2 separate regions of the Homo sapiens genome follow, and region 1 is linked to region 2. The links are chromatin loops, found by intact Hi-C in ENCODE. Cell type or tissue: heart right ventricle. All regions are shown on one strand. Region 1 overlaps CPNE2 (copine 2). Region 2 overlaps PSME3IP1 (proteasome activator subunit 3 interacting protein 1).

Evidence for each region. A loop is a pair of places that touch in the nucleus more often than their neighbours do. Peaks named below come from ENCODE experiments on the same cell type or tissue, not always from the same donor. Only the 100,000 strongest peaks of a DNase experiment are listed, where the experiment ranks them.
Region 1: a loop joins it to region 2, with 1.9 times the contacts of the local background. A loop is called at or near these places in 49 of 110 quality-filtered maps.

Annotation. Positions count from the first base shown.
Region 1 is chr16:57,104,304-57,109,303 of GRCh38, reverse strand. The region is part of intron 1 of CPNE2 (copine 2); the gene reads right to left. Among named protein-coding and RNA genes, the nearest start is that of CPNE2, 14 kb to the right of the region's middle. RefSeq lists an enhancer at 3,343-3,942. In heart right ventricle, no CTCF peak of the experiment used is centred here; a DNase peak (open chromatin) is centred at 2,350.
Region 2 is chr16:57,152,672-57,157,671 of GRCh38, reverse strand. It overlaps PSME3IP1 (proteasome activator subunit 3 interacting protein 1), which reads left to right. Exons shown (of 7, transcript NM_024946.4): 7 at 3,165-5,000. The coding sequence ends at 3,382. Among named protein-coding and RNA genes, the nearest start is that of PSME3IP1, 31 kb to the left of the region's middle. In heart right ventricle, no CTCF peak of the experiment used is centred here; no DNase peak of the experiment used is centred here.

The sequences.
Region 1 (5,000 bases), 48 kb after region 2:
AGGTTTCACCACATTGACCAGGCTGGTCTCAAACTCCCGACCTCAGGTGATCCACCCACCTGGGTCTCCCAAATGTGCTGGGATTACAGGCATGAGCCACCGCGCCTGGCTATTCCTTTACTTTCTTAATAAATTTGCTTTCACTTTATGGACTCGTCCTGAATTTCTTCTTGCACAAGATCCAAGAACCCTCTCTTGGGGTCTGGATCGGGACCCCTTTCCTGTAACAGTAACATTAAAAATTCACCCTTGTTCATTGTCTATCACCTTCACCCTGTATCTCTAGCTCATACACAATGACTGGTGCACAGGAAGCATCCAGTATATACTTGCTGAATGAAAAAAGGATGAGTGTATAAATGAATGAATGGACAAACCCTCCATATGCCTCAGATCCTGCCAGCATTGGTCCTTATCTTCAACACACAATTTACCCTTTCACTCATATACAATTTCCCAAAATTCTGTGCCCTGGGCCTCAAGTATCTTCCTCCAGTCAAGGTTAATTACTGACATGTGATCAGTCGAAGGACTTCTGTTTTCCTTTGAGTGCAAGGTGTGAGTGAGACTGGAGCAACCCATCTCAAGGGGTGGAGGGGGACCTAGGTCACACCCATCACAGGCCCAGCAGACAAGTCCTCTGGCTTTCTCTGCCTCAGTTTCCCATCTGCCCATGAGACATCAGGACACAGCCCTTTGAGCCTCCTGTGGTCAGGTCTCATTTCCACTGGCATGTGTGCATTTAACACTGGCCCTGTCATCCCAGTGGTTGAACCTAGCCCCTAAACACCTACCCAACAATGGCCAGGTTCCAACTCCCTAATACTTTGTCCTCCTGAGGCTAAGTGGTTTACTGACCCTGAACTTCTCCAGTGGAGGGAAGTAAGTGGGGGTGGTGGGTGGGCCCCCTCTGGGAACACAAATCCAAGTCACTGTGCTTGTGAGCACTAATTGAGCATGTCACCTGAACAATGTCACTAATCCTCACTCAGTCTTACGAGGCAAGTATAGTAATATAATTTTCCAGAGGAGGAAACTGAGGCTTTCATTCACTCTAGAGGGTGTACTGAGCATCTATTAGGTCCCAAGAACTGTCCCAGTGCTGGGAATGCTACAGTAAGAAGACTGCTCTCGGCTGGGCATGGTGGGCTCATGCCTGTAATCCCAGCACTTTGGGAGGCCCAGGCAGGTGGATCACTTGAAGTCAGGAGTTCAAGACCAGCCTGGCCAACATGGTGAAACCCCATCTCTACTAAAAGTACAAAAATTAGCCAGCATGGTGGCGTGCACCTGTAGTCCCAGCTACTCGGGAGACTGAGGCAGGAGAATTGCTTGAACCCAGGAGGTGGAGATTGCTGTGAGCTGAGATCGCGCCACTGCACTCCAGCCTGGGCAACAGAGCAAGACACTGTCTCAAAAAAAAAAAAAAAAAAAAAAAGATTGCTCTGTCTTAGCCCGTGCAGGGCTCACAGTCCAGTCTGGCAGGAACACAATGAGGGAGCAGGGAGAGTGGCCAGGACCTGCAGGAGCTGTGGGCTCTGATAGGGTGTCTGAGTTTCATTCTGAGAGCAATGGGAAGTCTTAGAAGCAGAGAACTGACATTATCTGATTTGCGTTTTTAAAAGCTTACTTGGCCCCTTGTGGGGAGAAGGGGTTGTCAAGCTAAGGAGAAGTAGCAGAGAGACCAGTGAGGAGGCAGCTGCTGTCCTCCAGGCAGGAAGGATCGAGCCACCATCACTATGCTGGGTCCACTCCTCCTCTCTTTCACCCAGGCCACGGTGCACTCTGGAGCGCCAGCCTCTTGCTGGGCAGATGCAGTCCCCTGCAAGCCCCGGTCTGCAGGAGGCCAGGGTGAGAGTGGGGCTGGCAGCGGAGACCTCCCAGCTTCCCCTCCAGATCCAGTGTTCCCCGGACATGCCTGGCAGGGGAAAAATCTGGACAACGATGAAGCTGGTCCTCAGCCCCCTCCCTCCCAGCCTTTGTTCCTAGAACCTTGTTATAATCACACGAGCTCAGAGCATCAGGACAGCACTACAATTTGCCTGCAGGATTTATTCTTGTGTAAAAATCAGTTTCCACTGGAGGAGCTGGTGAACTGCGTTCACTCTTACTGTGTGCAGCTGGGCAGCTGTGCCAAGTTGGGGTGGGGTGGGGAAGGGGGCAGACAGGGATGTCCAAAGTCTTGCTGTGTGGCTGAGAGCGCCTTCCCATGCCTGCAGGACAATTGCCCCCATTTTAGAGATGAGGAAACTGAGGCCCAGAGAGTAAAAGTCACTTGCTTGAGGTTACAGGGCCAGGAAAAGGCAGAGACAGGATGTGAATCAGGTCTCCCAGGCCAATGCTTGGCCTTTTGCCAGGGTGGGGAGATTGCTGAACATTGTGGGACCTAGGCAGGGACAGCCAGGACATCAGCCAGGCCAGGGGAGCCTGAGGCTAAGCGGGCAGGTTGTGATCAGGGCTGGGGAAGCCAAGGGCATTCCCCCATTTGAACACACACCCAGGATGGGCCCCAGAGTATCCAAGTTCACCAGTTCCTCTGGGTCACCCAGTCCACACCCCTGCATCTCCCACCATTGCTGGCGAGGTGGATTCTAGCTCACCTACCCCCTCCTCACTTCACAGGCCCCCTCTGTGACATGTTAGATGCCACCTGGGCCACCATCTCCTGCTGCCAAATCAGACACTTCTCTTCTCATCCTGAGGGTGTCAGGCACACACGCCCAGATTCACCTGCTTCCTTGTCCATTTACACACGTGTGGTCACATATACACACATACACATACGCACCCAGACTGACAAATACAATGACAGATGCTCATATGAACACTCTGGGGTCACCTCCTTCTGTCCCCATCACTACCCTACCCCCGCCCCTCTGCCTCATCCAAGCCCCATTATCTTGCCTTGGTTACTATACCAGCCTCCTGCCTTTCCCTCCCTCCAGCCTGACTGAGGGCGTGGGCAGGAGGGACAGGTCACAGGGGCAGGGGGCGGTGGCTGGGCCAGGAGCCCCCAGCTCACTGCAACTCCACCTGGATCGGCTCAGGCCCTGGCTAGAGTGAGCAATGGGTGGGTGGGAAGGGAACTCCTCCCCGAGCCAGGGGCAGGTCCTCCCATCTCCAACTCACCCTCTGGCTGGAAGCTTCTGGATCCCCGAAACGGGGAGCACATGATGTCTGGAGTTGGGGCAGGCGGGGGGAAGAGTGGGTCCCTCTGCGCCAGCCCAGCAGCAGCCAGGCGTACTGGACCCTGAGGCCTGACGCAATGGAAAAAGAAACTACAGCTTAGGCTGGGCCAGGGGCCCCCTCCCCTCCTACCCCAGCAGGAGGGCAGGCAGGCAAGGTGTCATTAAGGGAGGGCTGGGCCTGCCATGCGCATCTGGGCACGATGGAAACACCTCTGGGGCAGCCCCCACCCCATAGGTAATTTGAGGTTTCAGGCTGGGGGATGGGATGGGGAGCCAGGGCCTGCTTAAAGCATGGTCCTGACTCCTGGCACAGATGGGCACAGCCCTTCTGGGGTGACCAGACCCCCCAGGCAAGGAGCTTGGAGAGGGGTTTATGAAACTAGTGGTCTCTTTTACAGATGGGTCAACTGAGGCAAAGAGAGGACAGGACTTGGGAATTCCCAGGCACTGATTCATTGGTTCATTCAACAAATACTCCCTGAGCACCCCGGGGCTATGCAGTTAATAAAACACACAGGAGCCAGTGGTGGCTCACACCTGTAATCTCAGCACTTTGGGAGGCTGAGGTGGAAGAATGGCTTGGGCCCAGGAGTTTGGGGCTGCGGTGAGCTGTGATTGTGCCACTGCACTCCAACCTGGGCGATAGAGCAAAACCCTGTCTTAAAAGTTAAAAAAAAAAAAAAAACCGGACACATAGGATTCAGCCCTCACAGGGTCCACTGACCCCAGCGAGGAGGCATCTTGCCCTTAGGCAGGACAGGCTTGGACATTGGTGCTGAGCCACAGGCCTAGAACATCACGGTTTTAGCCAGAAAACTAGGAATTCATCGTCCTTAATCTCCTTTTATCTTCACCTCCTATATGCCACCAGTGCTGCTGATTTCACCTTCAAGCTGCATTCAGCATCCGTCCTCTCCCCACTTCCACTATGTCAGCCCAGCCAGGCTCCCATCATCTCGTGCCCAGACACACCCTGACCCATAACAGGAATCTCTGATGCAAGCTCAGCTGCACTCTCTTTTCCACACCAGAGCCAGAGGGAGTCTTTAAACCTAGAAGTCAGATGCCACCATGGCTCTACCTGAAAGTCTTCCTGTGACCTCCTCATCCAGGTCACACAAACCCCAAATCGTGCCCAGGATGACAGGACCCTGCCTGACCTGTCCCCACTTCCTGCCACCCTCCCCCTCGCTTGCTTCCTTTGGCCCAGCTGCACTGGCCTCCCTTTGCTGTCAGGCTCTCTCCTGCCTCAGGGCCTTAGCACTTGCTGTTCCTTTTTCCAGGAATGCCTTTCTTCACAGGAAAGGTCTTACTTGTCAGCTTAATATCACATCCTCAGAGGCCTTCCCTGATCACCCAGGCTGATGTAATCTGTCTCCGCTCCATGCTGCTTCCTTCACAGATCACTGCAATGTACAATCGTTTTACATATCTGTCTATGTACCTGTGTCTGTCTGCCCCGTCCCTCAGGAGGACATCATCACTGTTTCCCCAGCACCTATGGCCGTATCTGCATATGTGAGCACCTAATCAATGAGGAAGGTGGGGGCTCGTCAGGCAGGCTCCATCATCAGCAGCCCCAGAGCAATCATAGCCACCTCCCCCTGCACACATCACTTGAGAGAATCACAGGCAGCTTCTCAAACCCTAGGGTCTGAGAGGCCAGCAGGAGAGGGACTGTGTCCTACTTCACAGGGGTGGAAACTGAGGCCCAACAAGAGGCAGTGGTTTTTTTAAGCCAGGGAAGGATGGTGACTAGGCCCAGAGCCAAGGCTGCCATCACTCCATCCTTCCCACTTTGGCTCTGCCATT
Region 2 (5,000 bases):
GAGTTTAACCTGGGCAGCATAGTGAGCCTTATGTTCTTAAAAAAAAAAAAGAAAAAAAAGAAAAGGAAAAATTCAAAAGGGACAAAAGAATGTGGAGTAAAAAGTAAGTCTCCCCCATTTTCCAGCCACTCATTTCCTTTCCCCTGAGCAGCCTCTGCTACCAGTTTTTATTTATTGTTCTCAGACACTGACATGCATCTACATGGGCATGGCCACTTTGCCCCAGATTGTAACTTTCACACACTGTCCTGCTCCTTGCCTTTTTCATTTAGCACAATATCTTGGGGATCATTCAATAACAGTACACACAGAGATGCTTTCTTCTTCTTCTTCTTCTTCTTTTTTTTTTTTTTTTTTTGGAGATAGGTTCTCGCTCTGTCACCCAGTTTGGAGTTCTGTGGTGCGATCATGGCTCACTGCAGCCTCAGCTTCGCCAGTTCAAGTGGTCCTCCTACCTACCTCAGCCTCCTGAGTAGCTGGGACTACAAGTGTGCACCACCACACCCGGCTAATTTTTTAAATTTTTTGTAGAGACAGAGTCTCCCTGTGTTGTTCAGGCTGTTCTCAAACTCCTGGGCTCAAATGATCCTCCTGCCTTGGCCTCCCAAAGTGCTGGGATTACAGGCATGAGCCATTATGCTCAGCTACTTTATTCTTCTTCATGGTTGAATAGTAGTCCATTACTTAACTAGTCATCTATTAATGGACATTTTGGTTGTCAGTACTCTTTTGCTACTATAAACAGTGCTGCAATGAATGTTCTCTTATGAACATCATTTAAGTTCGAAGAACTTTGCCAAATTTCTCTGTACTCCCTGAACAGCAAATGAAGTTTGCTGTTCCTAACATGTTCCCTCCTAATATATTGTTTATCCCGTTATGTTTAAAATTCATCTGTTTCTTTTTCTTTGAGTTGTTCATGTTTTCCATTCACTTTTCTATTTGGTTGTTGGTTGTTTTTTTAACAGATTTGGAAGAACTCTTAGTATCTTAAGGAAATTTGCTTTTATGATAGTACAAGTATTTGCTCCTGCCTTTTTTTTGTAGCCTTGCTCTATCTCTGTAGCCACTGTCGGCTTTCATTTGACTTTTCTCCATCTCCGTGTTTTAACATTGCTTATCTTTGGCAACTTCCTTTTCCCTTCTTAGAGCTTCTTGCACAAACAAGCAAATACATTGATCTCCTGAACTTTGTGTGCGGGCCGTTTGATATCTCTTCTAACTGCTCAGTGGTATTGTTTGCTTACTCCTGGTTTCCTATACTTGGAACTGTGTATTCTTTTCACATTTACTTGAGGTGTCTGGGTAAATGAGGTGTTAGTGCATCTAAGGCAAAACCCTAGAAGGTAGTATGCTTGTCAGCCTGTGGCAACAAAGTATGAACTCCAACCCTTACTCTGCAGTGAGCTCAGGTTATCATTTTCGTATGTTCTCTTTTGATTCACGTTTAGTTTCACATTTTCTGCCCTAAGCAACCTACAACCTTGCCAAGTCATTTGACTTTCCTCATCAGTAAAATGGGGATAATGCCTATACATCAAGTTGTAGTGATTAAATAAGGCCGGAAACATTTCAGGGAAGAATGGAAGGGCTGGAGTAGAGTTCTTAACTTTTCCTTTCATCTTCAAGTCCTGCATTTTCTTTTCTTCCTCCTCCTTCTTTCTTTCTTTGTTTTGTTTGTTTGTTTGTGTGTTTGTTTTTTGAGACAGGGTCTTGCTCTGTTGCCCAGGCTGGAGTACAGTGGTGCCATCATAGCTCACTGTAACCTTGAACTCCTGGGCTCAAGCAATCCTCACATTAGCCTCACAAGTAGCTGGGACCACAGGCATGCACCACTATACCCGACTAGTTTTTTTGTTTTTTTTTGAGGCAGTGTCTTGCTCTGTTGCCCAGGCTGGAGTGCAGTAGCGCGATCTCAACTCACTGCAACCACTGCCTCCTCCTGGATTCAAGCTATTCTCCTCCCTCAGTCTCCCTAGTAACTGGGATTACAGGCACGCGTCACCACACCCAGCTAATTTTTTGTACTTTTAGTAGAGATGGGATTTCACTGTGTTGGCCAGTGAACTCCTGACCTCAAGTGATCCACCCACCTTGGGTGGTCTTGACCTCCTGACCTCAAGTGATCCACCCAACTTGGCCTCCCAAAGTGTGGGATTACAGGCATGAGCCACCTCACTTGGCACTGTCTAATTTTTCAAAACATTTTCTCGTAGAGATAGGGCCTCACTATGTTTCCCAGGCTGGTCTTAAACTCCTGACCTCAAGTGGTCCTCCTATCTCAGCCTCCCAAAGTGCCAGGATTATACGCATAAGCCACCATGCCCAGCCAAGCCCTGCATTGTCTAGATTGAGGTCTTTGTCATTGAGGTGGCAGAGTAACTGTGGGTTTCCTGTAAGAAAAAGAGTCCCAGCTCCTAGATGACATTCTGCATGGCCTTAAAATGTTACCTGACAGGCTTCAGTTTTCTCATTTGTAAAAGAACACAACTGGAAAGCAAAGGTTGTGTTAAATTGGTTTCTGAATTGCTCCTCTCTCCCACTTGGGAAAAGCGGCCCTTCTTAATAAAGAACGTTATTCTGGTGAGTCCTTCTGAGCCTATTCTAGTCCAGGGGGCTACCCGATTTTTTAAAATGTTTAAAAAGAAAAGAATGTTATTTTGTAGCTGATGTTTGGCCTTAAAATTGTATCTGTGCTAGCTGGCTTATTGGTCAGTAAATAAGAAATGGTGTAATACGCTGAGAACTTAATGGAATTGTTAATATTGCTCACAGTGTCTCTCTTAATCTGTTTTCAGATTCTCACGGCTGTGTGAGCACAGGGAAATCAAAGCACTCTAGGCTACACTCCAGAGTAGCTTGTTCTCCAACTCGGATTTGATGGGGAACAAGAGAGTGTAGTCAGGCTCTGGGGTTAAAAAGACCTTGATTCAAGTCTCAGCTCTGCCCCTTTACTTTCAGAAGTCCTTTCACCTCCTGGAGCCTCCCTTCCTCCTTCAGTTTCCCCATCTCTAAAACGAGGGTGATGATAGTATTGGCTGCATAGCATTGTTCTAAGGCTCCTCTGTGGGAAAATCCCTTGGTACAGTGCCTGGCACATGGTAAGTCAGTCCCCAACTTTGGAAAAGGGTGATGAAGTGACAGTCTTTCCCCTTTTATTGCAGAGCCCTCATCCTGCAAGTCTCTCGGAAACACCTCCCTGAGTGGCCCCTCCATCCACTGCCCCTCTGCTGCAGTATGTATCGGCATCCTCCCAGGCCTGGGTGCCTACTCTGGGAGCAGCGACTCCGAGTCCAGCTCAGACAGCGAAGGCACCATCAATGCCACCGGAAAGATTGTCTCCTCCATCTTCCGAACCAACACCTTCCTCGAGGCCCCCTAGTTTCTCCGTCCCTACACAGGGAGCTCCTCCCCAAGGGTAGATCGGACCGTTCATGCTGCCTATAGGCATTATGTCCCTCAAAAAAAAACTCCTTTGCCTGCATCCTGTGTACAACATGACATTTTTAACCAATCCAATCTAAAAATGTGCCAGAATCCACCTGTGGCCCGAATCGTGTTTGGTTCCTCTTTCTACTCCACTGCAGATGACCAAACCTGTCCCGCTGCCACTTTCCTCACTGATATTGGGAGGAGGGCAAGGCCCAGCCGAAGTTCCACTAAAAATGCCCCAGGAGAATAGGCACCGGCTGGCTTGCCAAAGGGTTTGGGTTTTATTGCTTTCTGTTTTTTCTTTTCCCGACAGCACAAAGAAGTAAGGGCAGTTATTGGACAGGTGTTATTTAAACATTCTATTGTAAATGAATGTGTTGTTTGGTTCTACTGCATTGTGGAGCATGCGGGGGAAGAGAACTGACCCAGGTAGTGAAATGGAGCCCTTCCCTGGAACTAACCAGTCCTTGATGTTGTGTGACTAAGTAAAGATGATAAACCCCATCTGCTGGGGGTGTCACTTCACACTCGGCATGCATTGTGAAAGCTTTCCATACCCTTGGCCATTCCCTCTCTCCTCTCTCTCCAACCCCATTTATGCAGGAAGGGACTGCTAACAAGAACGCTTCCATCTCAAACCTTTTCTCTGCCTGGGAAATTATTTTATGTTTGTTTTTGAAATAAAGGATTTAGTTTAAGATTCTAAATTTTAGAGAAACAAACGTAGGCCTTGTTTACTAATAGCCAGACATCAGAACTGCAGGTAGGTATGTTAATGAGATGACTTATTTCTGGCAGCTCCTGGAATCCTAATATTGTAAATGAGTGGGACACACTTGCATATTGTGACCATTCTATTGAGGCCCTTCTCTGTTTAATGCATATTATACTTGTGCTTTTAACTGTGGAATCTATTTCTAACCTAAAGGTGCTGCCCTAGTACTTTTCTTTGCTGCCTCTGCTGCTCTTTTTCCTTTCCAAACAGCAACTCTGAGGCCATGAGCAGCCAAAAACTAGAGGTACTGCTCCACCTCGTCTCATAAAGGGAAACGGGCTCATCCCTTGGATTCTGGAGGAGGGAGAGGGAGATGGTGTGGAGGCCTCGAGGACAGAGATAGACATGAGCTTTGACAACAATCTGTAGGCTCTCCTGCTTTAGAATAAGCATGTACCATTCTTTATCCATTCCCCTTATTCCTACATCAATTGTTTTTACTTTCTTGGGTGTGAGACTGAGTGAGACACACACAAAATGTGTTGACACTGTGATGCCGGCAGGCAGAGCAGCTACTGACTTTGAACATGGGCAGAGAGGCCCCTGGATCTCATCCAGCCCACTCCTTTTCCCCTTCCAGTACAGTGACACTCTGGTGCCCATTGGCAGATGGCGACTTCCCTGCACCCATAACTGATGCTTTGTGAATTCTTCCTCCTTTTCAGAACTACTCTGTGCTAATTGTTCTGCCAGTATGGGCGCATCAGCTCCATCCTGACAAACAAGACATTTAGGTAAAACTTTGTAGGCACCTTCTGCTTCTCTGCTTCATTGTTCCTGTGATAGTCCTGTT